Linked DNA regions of Homo sapiens: region 1 is linked to region 2. The links are chromatin loops, found by intact Hi-C in ENCODE. Cell type or tissue: IMR-90. All regions are shown on one strand. Links, peaks and the distances in the headings refer to the core of each region. The heading gives the core; the rest is flanking DNA.

Region 1 (5,832 bases), core at 226-5,225, 310 kb before region 2:
TGATCCGCCCGCCTCAGCCTCCCAAAAGAGCTGGAATTACAGGCATGAGTCACCGCACCTGGCCTTTTATTATTATTATTTATTTATTTATCTATTTATTTATTTTTGAGACGGAGTCTCACTCTGTCGCCCCGGCTGGAGTGCAGTGGTGCGATCTCCGCTCACTGCAACTTCCGCCCCATGGGTTCAAGCGATTCTCCTGCCTCAGCCTCCTAAGTAGCTGGGATTATAGGCGCCCGCCACCACGTCTGGCTAATTTTTGTATTTTTAGTAGAGATAGGGTTTTACCACGTTGGCCAGGCTGGTCTCGAACTCCTGACCTCATGATCCACCTGCCTCGGCCTCCCAAAGTGCTGGGATTACAGGCGTGAGCCACGTGCCTGGCCACTTTTCTTTTTTTTATTTTTAAAAATTTAGTTGTATAATACCAAATTCTTCACTTGTCTTTTAACTGAAACCTTTCCCAATTTGTGCTTTTAAAGGCATTTGAAGATAAAAAGGTTATGTAGTCAAATGGAAATTTGAGAAAAGGAAATAAAATAAAACAGTATCTCCTAGAAAAGGATATAATGTGCAGTTTTGACCAAATTAATTTAATGTTTGTTTTTTAGGAGCTTGCTGGCTAGTGTTCTGAAAAACACAGAAAATACCGGTCCAGTGAAAATGATACATAAAACACTCCCCTGTTTTTATTTTGCCATTGTCTCAGTTTAAAAGAAAAACAAAATGGGATGTCTATAATGGAGAAATAAAGCAGGGCTCATAAGTAGGGTCGATAACAAAATTTCAAAATCATATAAACACAACCTTGGGTCCTGCTCACCACTTACATTGTGTGACTTGACTTAAAAATTGCTTCCACTTTCTCAGCCTCAGTTTCCATATCAGTCAAATGGGAATAATATTAACTGCCTCTTAGGGTAAGTAGGTGTATTTATTGAGAAATTCAAGCCAAATCATCCAGCAGAGTACTTAGCACAGAGCACACTTTGATGGTCAGGAACTGCTGCGTGAGACACTGATGGGTGACAGAGGGAGGCTCGTTAGGGTTAGTCCACGGCAGCTGTGCCTTCTGATACTAAAACAAAAATATATTCAACTTCAATGTGCTTGAAAAACTAGACATAGGCTGCATGAGAAAAGAAAAAGGAAACATACCAAAATGGAAGAGAAGTCTGAAGAACACTCATCTCAAGCCAGATTTTCAAGGAAATGAGTTTAATATGAAATTACAAAAACAGTGCCCTCGGCTGTTTCTACTTTTCTATGAAATCCGATAGCCAGATATCACGATGCAACAGAACAAAGAAAATGCAAAGAACAGCAGGATAAATACTTTTAGTTGTTTTCTCACGCCACTCCTTCAAATTGGTGTTTGCAGCATGGTAGTAGAAGGTAATGCAATAACCATGTGAAATTTACAGCAGACTTTAGGATTGTGGACATTTCTGAGCAAATAGAGATAACAACAAAGGCCAGGAACAAGTGACTGTGGGGTATGTGGTTAGATCAAGACCTTGAAAACAGATGCTTTACCTAGCCAAGTAAACCAATGTTTACCACTGTCCTCTAAAAGGCATGCTTAACATAGACCTAAAACTGAAGCAAATCCTTACACTAGAGTTTGATAGCATTTTTTTAAAATCTCGCATATAAAGTTGGCTGGAGACCTAAAGCAACCAGTTACAAAGAAAATGAGGCTGGGCACGGTGACTCACGCCTGTAATCCCAGCACTCTGGGAAGCCAAGGCGGGCGGATCGCGAGGTCAGGAGTTCAAGACCACCCTGGCCAACATAGTGAAACGTCGTCTCTACTAAAAATACAAAAAAAAAATTTAGCCGAGCGTGGTCGCACGCACCTGTGGTCCCAGCTACTTGGGAGGCTGAGGCAGGAGACTCGCTTGAACTGGGAGGCGGAGGCTGTAGTGAGCCGAGATTGCAACACTGCACTCCAGCCTGGGTAACACAGTGAGACTATGTCTCAAAAAAAAAAAAAAAAAGGAAAATGAACGAGTTATATGCCTTTAAAAATCAAATTTTGTTAGGATAAAACATCCAAAGACTGCTGCTGCTAAGAAAAATCTATATGGAATGTTCCTTGATATAAGTGACTCAGATCGGGTCTTAAAAATACTTTTGTTGTGCAGAGATTTGCAGTAGTAAGTAGGAAATGTCTAATAAGTGTTTGCAACATGAAGGAACTGAATGAATGAATGAATGAATAAACTAAGTGGCTGAGTCAGAGTATCTCTGGCTGAGTCACAGTATGTTAGAATTGGAAGAATTCTAAGATTCTTACCGATTTTGATTTCAATTTGTACATTGTGTCATTGGAAGCTCAGGACCTCACCAGACAGATCTCTCGCAAATATTTGTTGGATATATGAATGGAACCAGAGCTACAGAAACAAGCACTTTTCCTTCCTGGTTCAATTCAAACACATCATGTGGGTGGTGCTGTAAGAGGTGTTTGAACCACATCAACTCCATCTTGAATAGGAGCTGAGTAAAATAAGGCTGAGATCTACTCGGGCTGCATTCCCAGACGGTGAAGGCATTCTAAGTCACAGGATGAGACAGGAGGTCAGCACAAGATACAGGTCACAAAGACCTTGCTGATAAAACACTTTGTGGTAAAGAAGCTGGCCAAAACCCACCAAAACCAAGATGGCCACCACAGGGACCTCTGGTCCTCCTCACTGCTACACTCCCACCAGCACCACAACAGTTTATAAATGCCACAGCAATGTCAGGAAGTTACCCTATATGGTCTAAAAAGGGGAGGCATGAATAATCCCCCCCTTGTTTAGCATATCATCAAGAAATAACTATAAAAATGGGCAGCCAGCAGCCCTCGCAGCTGCTCTGTCTATGGAATAGCCATTCTTTTATTCCTTTACTTTCTTTATAAACTTGCTTTTGCTTTACTCTATGGACTTGCTCTGAATTCTTTCTTGCATGAGATTCAAGAACCCTCTTGGCCTCTGGATCAGGACCCCTTTCCCGTAACAGTGCTATGGCTGGGATTTTGCTCCCTGCTCTGCCACTCTGGACATAGCTGTACATCCTTGAGCAAACTTTTTCACTTCTCTGGTTTCCTTACTTGTAAAACTGGGCACATGGAACTACAAAAGGTCCCTTGCATCAGCAATATTCTAAGATTACTCAGGAAAATATAAGCCCAAAGACCCAAGTTGTTAAAGGAAAGGGGTCCCGATCCAGACCCCAAGAGAGGGTTCTTGGATCTCGCGTAAGAAAGAATTCAGGGCGAGTCCGAAGTGCAAAGTAAAAGCAAGTTTATTAAGAAAGTAAAGTGGTGAAAGAACAGCTACTCCATAGATAGAGTACGATGTTCCTGAAAGTAAGAGGAGGAACGCATCCACCCTAAGTACAATACTTGTATATATGGGGAGATGTGCTCTGCTACAAGGGTTTGCGATAAAGGATTAATTTTCTTAATTACTATATTTTGCAAGAATCGATATTATTATCTTTAAAGCAAAATTAAGAGTGCCTTTGTTCTCCAGATGTCAGGATACCTGGACACTCCCAAGTCTGAGTCTGTTTAGTAAACACTATTAATTTGTTCCCTTAACCGTAAACATCTAGAGGCTAGGAATGCCTAACTTTCTGAGAATGGAGCCCAGCAAATCTCAGCCTCATTTTCCTAGCCCTTGCTCAAAATGGAGTCACTCTGGTTCGAACGCCTCTGACAGACTTTTCACAATTAATAAAGTTCAGCATGATCAGAACAAATAAACGCAACCTGAGGTTAGTCAAGTTCGTCATTGCTTTTGTAGAACAGCTCGTTTCTCTACCAAACCACAAACTACTTTCTGCATCTTTTCTACATTTGTGCCTTAGAAAAAGTGGGGCTGATGAGATGGCTTGGAGCAACCCCTTCCTTGTCTACCCAGAGAATTTCTGAAGTGTATTAAGGAGATTTATAATTTGAGATGCAAGTGCCATTTCATTAATTGGCATTCTTGGAGATTTTGATTTTTTCCTGCCATCGATGGGTTAATATGCTGAGATCTTCTTTTGTTTTACAAAGAGGCAAGGAAACACATTTGGCTGATACAGTCCATTATTAAAATTGCATTTCAGCAGTGGCAAAGAACTCCAGCCACCTGACGCTGGACTTAGGCATCATCTTCCTGCACTACAACCCAAAGCTATTACATTAACAGCAGAAGCAAAACAATGGGGCTGCCAGCAGCACAAACTCCCCTGGTAGAAGGAAACCATCAATCCTGCCGGTGAAGTATTTAGCTACAAAAGGAGAAAAGACACTCTTTGACTGAAGTGTAAGAGGAAGGAATACACAGGTGCTTTTCAATCAGAGCTGGATCACGTATACTTGAAGAAACAGCAGCTTCAACCACCAAATAAGTTTGCCTCTGGAAGGCACAGCCAACAAGTACACCTGGTGAGGACTTGGAGTAAGTATGGGGGCAAATGAGGTCAGTCTTCTCTGCTCCCCCTTCAACTTGGATGCTCACGGTCCACACCCATTGCCTGTGAGGTAGTTTCTACAGAGATGAAACAATGAGCTTCCTTAGGGGCCAAGGAGGCACAAGACTGACCTCTTTAGCTTCTACTGTGCTAAGTAATATTAATAAGCTCTAAGTCTTTATGTAGAAGTCAATGAAATTAGCAGTAGGGTTTAGAAGCCAGAAACACGGTGCTGGGTTATTAAAAAAACAAAAACAAAAAAACCCCGACCATTCTTTTCAGCTAAACTCCAGCTCCAGTTCTCTGGGCTAGAATAGTAGTGTTAATAGATTCCGCCTCGACTAAAAAGGGAGCCAGTGGCAGAAAATCTATTCCTCCGGCAAGGTTGCTGGGCAACCAGCAAGCTTTTGGCATGTGGCTGATGTCTCCAGGCAGCCCGGACTACACAAAGTAAGCTCTTCCATCACTTACAACTAACTTGATTTTGATGGATTAAAACCGAATAAAAATGTACTGTAACTCACTTCCAAATTCAGAAATCAGAGAGAGACAGAAAATATCCCAACACCCAACTAAAGACTAACTTATCAGAAACACTAGGATTCACTGAAGTTCATTCTACTGGGTGATAAATCTCTTCTGCATTCTAGTATACAACCGATTTGGTTTTAAGACCAGAATATCCAAAACCAATGGGGGTGGGGGGGAAGTACTCAAAATATTTTGGAAAAATATTAATGTTATGAAGATGGAGCTTCGATGTAATGGATTCTGGTGTCAAATGCATCTTTATGCCTGGTATTCTGCTTTTTAATTTTGTATTTTTAATTTTAATGGGTATACAGTCTGGTACTATTTTAGCTGCATTTTTTTTAAGAGATTGCTTTTTTTTGTTTTGTTTTTTGAGACAGAGTCTTGCTCTGTCGCCCAGGCTGGAGTCTCCTGCCTCAGCATCCCAAGTAGCTGGGACTACAGGTGCCTGCTACCACGCCCAGCTAATTTTTTGTATTTTTAGTAGAGACGGGGTTTCACTGTGTTAGCCAGGATGGTCTCGATCTCCTGACCTCGTGATCCGCCCACCTCGGCCTCCCAAAGTGCTGGGATTACAGGCGTGAGCCACTGTGCTGGGCCTTTTTTTTTTTAAGACAGGGTCTTGCTCTGTCTCCCAAGCTGGAATGTAATAGCGTGATCACAGGTCGTTGTAAACTTAAAACTCTGGGCTAGAATTTAGCCACAATTATTTAGCAAAATCTCCTTTTGCTAACATCTGAGGACATCAGTCAATAATCAACAAACCCTTACTAAGGGTTCTGAGATCCCAACCTTATGCTGTAGGGCGACAGAGAAAGGTAAGACCTTGGGCCAGGCCTTATTTGG
Region 2 (5,832 bases), core at 601-5,600:
TTTGCATGATGAAGTGAAATATTATTTTACTCTTGCAAATAGGGGTTAAAAAGTCTTCATTTGGTTAATAAACATAAGCTAAAGAAATACCTAACATATTACAGTTTTTAAAATATGTGCTCATCCATTTCTCTTCCATCGGTACTTTCTGAATATGCATCATGAGTTCATCCAAGTAAACGGATCATTTAAATATAAAAGTTAGAGTTAGGCATACCACAGGACAAGGTATCATTTTCTGAAAGTAGCTTTCAGCAAATAGCAAATTAATTTAGAAACAAATTAATATGATTTTCAAGGAGGTCTTAAAATTAAGTTACTCATTTTATCATTAGAAATGCTTTCTTCTCCTTGCATACTTCTTATATTACTTTTCTGAGCATTCTTGAAATAAGGTTTCAAACTAAGATTTCGACGTCAGCACAGCAACCTCCTTGCACTTTGAACAGCCAAGAGCCATCACAGTGACGTGTCTATGTGAAACAACCCTCTGGTATTTCCAAGAATCAACAGTGGAATGAAACGGCTCTCATGCCATTCTTCAGCTCTCTTGTAAGGAGTGCCCAGAGGATTAACTTCTGCGGGGCTTTGGGAAGACATCTCATGCTGCCCCTGGCAGTGAAGGGCACTGTCTTAGGTGAGCAGTACTGTATGGGGTGATGGAATGCCCAAAGGACACTGTGATTCTGTGCTTTAGGGAGAAGCAGGCTGAAGATGGTCAACAGGGAGACGGATGTGCAGTCGGGAGTACTGGGTCGAGTGGTGCGTCTCTGGACAGGGGCCCCAGGGTGGCTGCTTTCCTCTTCCTTCACAAACAGGAATACACTAACCTCCAAAATGAGGCTGACTTAGGTCTCCCCAGCATCGACAGACAGTTTTACAGAGTTAGTATCTCAAGTTCTAGATGCAAATTGCCCGGATTTGAATATTGGCTCCATCATTTACAAGCTGAGTGACCTTGGGCAAGGGACTTAACCTCTCTAATCTTCAGAGTCCTCATCCATAAAATAGACACAGAAAGTGCACCTATCTTGCGGAGTTATAAGTGTATAAAGAGATAATCCACATAAAGTGCTTAGCGCAGTGGCTAGCATGTAGTAAGTGCTTAACAAATGACAGCTATTAGTATTATTAGCATTATGCTTCTGAAAGCGTAAGCTGTACATCCTCTGGAAGGAGAAGAAATGAACCCAGGACACTTCCCCTACCAGTCTCAGGATGAACATACTAAGAAAAAGTTGAAGATTCTATCAGATTTCTTGGACACCAATGAAAGAACGTCACTAACCATGAAGAATGTTTCCATCATAATGGGGAAGGACCTCTTTAGACATTACATTTGGATTATTAACAAAGTATTATTAAAAAGATGTAGTCTTACTAGTTGGGAACTCAAAAGGATACCAGTGCAAAGAGCTTAGTCCCTTCAGCTCTTCAATTCTGATGAATTCACCTTCACTCTGCTTCAACAATTGATCTCTGATGGCAGGGCCAGGGATATCATCAGCTACCCAGGCTTCTCTGTACATTAATTGATCAATATCAAGAATACCGTGCACAACTCCCTGTACTCACAACTCAGTTCTTCATTTACTCCCAACTTCTCTTCAGCATCTTTGAGACTCCCAAGACCTTGGCCCCTCTACATTCTCTAAGTCTATGAATGGCCTCCTGATCTTACTTATTCTCTTCCTAGTCTGCAGCCTACGATGCCATGACTTTGGTTATACTGATGACTGTCTTTAGTTCTCTGCCTCCTTGATCTTCTATCACACCCAACCTAAAAAGCCCAATCCTGACGTCAATCCAGTCATAATTCTTCTACCAGGCTTTGGATCCCATCTCTCCTATCTCCTAAGGAAGGGTCTTGCTTTCTTCAATCACATTCCTTCACTTCTACTATTTCTGCCCGATACATCTATGTCTTAAATATCTCCCTGGATTCCAAATAGCTTATTTAGCACCTCATTCTTCAAAAGGAATTTATACCAGTTTTCTCCACTTCATCATTACCAATTTACTTCTCAACCCAAAGCAATCTGGCCTTTGCCTTCCTTATCTTGCCCAAGCTGCTTTTGTTAAAATTACCAATCCTTTTCATATTGCCAAATCCAAATAACCTTTTTAAATTCTTACCCTTTTTGATCTCCTGATGGCATCCAAAACTGCTAATCATCCCCTCTTTCTCTAAATTCTTACCTCACCTTCAAATTCAGTGTTGCCCAGAGTTGCATCCTTGCCTTCTGCTTTTCTGATTCTATAGATTCCTCCAGTACCTCATTCAAACCTAAGACTTGAACCACTGAGAACATTCACAAACTGACACCATGTAGCTCAGATGTCTCTGCTGAGTGGAGGCCCATATGCACACTGATTAAGAATGCAGACTCTAGACTGGGTGCGGTGGGTCATGCCTGTAATCCCAGCACTTTGGGAGGCAGAGGCGGGCGGATCACCTGAGGTCAGGAGTTTAAGACCAGCCTGACCAACATGGGGAAACCCCATCTCTACTAAAAATACAAAATTAGCCAGGCATGGTGGCACATGCCTGTAATTCCAGCTACTCAGGAGGCTGAGACAGGAGAATCGCTTGAACCTGGGAGGTGGAGGTTGCAGTGGGCTGAGATTGCACCATTACACTCCAGCCTGGGAAACAAGAGAGAAACTCTGTCTCACAAAAAAAAAAAAAAAAAAGAAAGAAAGAAAGAAAGAAAAAAAAGAATGCAGACTCTGAATTCAGACAGACTTGCCTTCCAAATTGTCTCTGCATTTACCAGCTGTCTGGCCTTGAGAAAGATACTTAACTTAAAACTCAGTCTTCTCAGGTTCAGAATGAGAGCAATCATATCACTAATACCTACCTATACAGTTCTTTGGAAGATTAAACAAAATAATGTATGTAAAGCACGTAGTTAACAATCAATAATATTAGCTATTGTTGTTATTACAGGATTCTCTACCTAAGCTCCCCAAAGTAACTCAAACTTTACATATTAAAATATCAACTGAATGCCCTCATGCTTCTCCTTTTATTGCAGTAATAATCATAATAGCTCTCTCAAGGATTAATTTATATCATTATCCTGTAAGTTAAATATTAGTGACCCCATTTCACATATAAGGAAACTGAGGCTTAGAGAATTACTCTGCTTGAAATGGCAGAAAAATGGCAGTTAGGATTCAAATCTTGGTCCTCTGACTCCAAAGTTTATGATGTTTGGTACCGATATATGACTTCAGTGTTCAATTCCCAAGCCAAAACCCAGGACATTTATTTTGGATTTCTTCCCTCTCACTCAGCTACATCTAGTGGTGTGCTGCAGAACTGGCTTGAATGAAAAAAAATCCCTGATTTGTAGCATTTGCTGATTTCAAGCTATGAAGGTGACATTACTGAAAAGATGGGCAGAAATGTCTTGAGAGCCTGCATAAGTCAGCTCCAGCACGGCACTGGATCCAGTAAGCCCCCAAATCCTCTTAATTTGGGTATAGATCATTTGGTTGAAAGCCATTTGCCAAAACCAACTTAGTCCGAATCAAGTTGGTGAAAGCAACACTGTGTTAAAACAATCTGGTTGAGTCCGGGCACAGTGGCTCATGCCTGTAATCCCAGCACTTTGGGAGGCCAAGGCAGGTGGATCACTTGAGGTCAGGAGTTTGAGACCAGCCTGGCCAACATGGTGAAACCCTGTTTCTACTAAAATTACAAAAATTATCCAGGCGTGGTGGCAAGCACCTGTAGTCCTAACTACTCAGGAGGCTGATGCAGGAGGATCACTTGAACGCGGAAGGTGGGGGTTGCTATGAGTCGAGATGGCACCATTGCACTCCAGCCTGGGTGACACAGCGAGACTCTGTCTCAAGAAAAAATAAATAAATAAAAATGAAAATAAAGCATTCTGGTTGAAAAGGAATAACGTTCAGTGATAAGCTGCAGATTTTTTCTCTTTTTGTCTTTTATTCCCTCTACTTTTTCCCTAAATAAATTTTGGCCAATTAGTCCCCTGGATATCCAACTGTAGGCTATTAGTTCCAATGTTTTAATCTTGTGAACGTCCACTCCCATTACCCTTCACCCTCCATGGTCCAGCTTTACTGTACATCCTTCGGTTCTCACAAATGTTATGGTTGCTTCACCTCTAGGTCTGTGCCCAGGCAGTACTTCAACCTAGAATGTCTATCCCTCCACTCCACCATCTTTGCCTGGCTGACTCCTGTCCCTTCACTTTCAGTTTAGGCATCAGCCATGGGAAATTACTTGGAACAGACTAAATGTGAAACAATGGGAATTAGATTGGAAGAGTACAAATGTCCAACAATTGGCAGATTATGTAAATGAACTGTGCTGGTTTTCAAAACGTAGATGGTGTAATCTATTTTGGTAGGGAAGAATGCACATCTACATGGAAAAGAATCTAAAAAGTTAGTGTCTAGGGGGTTTTGCAGTGGTTTTCTAAATGTGAGTGGGATTGTGGGAGGTTTCTTTGCTTGTCTGTAGCTTCCGTAATAAGTATGCATTGCTTTTGTAACAAGGAAATCTGTTTTTTTTTTTTTTTTGGTAAGATACTCTTATTGCTAATATCTTGGTATTCCACCTGTTCATTATTATAATCAATTTGGGACAAGGATTACTGGCTGACTATTCACTGGATAGAAAAAGAACCTAGAAAATAATGGAAAACAGGTCATATTTAAGAACACGTAAGTCATCATATGGTGCACAAAAATGACCAGAAATGAAGAAACCAGATACCCAAGAGATTGACTTTCAACTGAAGTGTAATTTCAGCAGGATTAATGGGTTAACTAGATTATATTTAGATAAATTCTACGCTATCATTAATTCTACCACCTTGAGAACTCTAGTGAATCTTTTATTTTCTCTGTTCCATTTCTCTTGTTCTCAGGTTAGGAAAGCAATCCAATCTCTTGGAGTACACAAGCCCCCTAATTACCATCAGAGCTCTACCTAGATCTTGGCATCTCTTCTGCCACATGTTCCTCTCCTCCCCACCCCTACTAGACTACCCCCTGCCTCCCGGCCAGCCACATGCTCTCTGCTGCAGTGATGCAAACTTCACATTCCTGAATGTGTCATGTAGTTTCAATTCTCTAAGCCTCTGCACATACTATGTTCTCTGAAATGATTTTAGAACACATGGTCCTGTGCACACACACACACTGTGATACAGTATAATTAATATTAGCACACCATGGAGTATTAATATTAATCCTACCTGCCTTACAGACACCATGTGTCTTCCTTACCTTGGCATTCCGAATGTTTCTAGACTGTGCGACCCACAGTGTGGTCTGCACACCAGTAATATCATATGGGAGCTTGTTAGATGCTAATTTTAGGCCCTACCACAATATCTACCAAATCAGAAACTCTGAGGATGGAGCCCAGGAGGGACATTTTAAAGGCCTTCCAGGTGATTCTTATGCACATAAAGTTTGAGAGGTGCTGCTCTGCATAATTGTTAACATTGCCTGGATGAACTAATAGATGATTAAAAACTTGGGAAACTCCTTTACATTTGTTTTAAACCTACCTCCATTCTAAGCCCTTGCTTTTGTATGTGTAAGTCCAGATATGTATGTATGTGTGTGTGTATGAATTGATGAATCAATAACCAATCTTGTCAAAATGTCCAGTGAAATTTTACTTAATTATTTGATCACTGTAGGACATTTAACTTTCACCTCTAAAAAGGGAAAAGAGGAAGTTAATAGAGGATTTCACGCTACATGGCCTCATTTATTATTAGTTAGTTGGTTAGTGGCTTCTTGGGATTTAGTAAGCTAAATCTGTATTATAATTCCTAATTT

The links. Hi-C counts contacts between places; a loop is a spot of excess contacts. Peaks named below come from ENCODE experiments on the same cell type or tissue, not always from the same donor. Only the 100,000 strongest peaks of a DNase experiment are listed, where the experiment ranks them.
Region 1: it touches region 2 in a loop (3-fold over the local background); 1 of 110 quality-filtered maps calls a loop at or near these places.

The regions. Positions count from the first base shown.
Region 1 is chr14:89,538,755-89,544,586 of GRCh38, forward strand. It overlaps a transcript of FOXN3 not described here. Among named protein-coding and RNA genes, the nearest start is that of FOXN3-AS2, 35 kb to the right of the region's middle. In IMR-90, for the core only: no CTCF peak of the experiment used is centred there; a DNase peak (open chromatin) is centred at 2,207; H3K4me3 peaks cover 218 bases; H3K27ac peaks cover 1,521 bases.
Region 2 is chr14:89,845,066-89,850,897 of GRCh38, forward strand. All of the region lies in intron 5 of EFCAB11 (EF-hand calcium binding domain 11), which reads right to left. Among named protein-coding and RNA genes, the nearest start is that of EFCAB11, 110 kb to the right of the region's middle. In IMR-90, for the core only: a CTCF peak has its summit at 3,309 (motif pointing left); DNase peaks (open chromatin) are centred at 3,286 and 5,066; H3K27ac peaks cover 782 bases.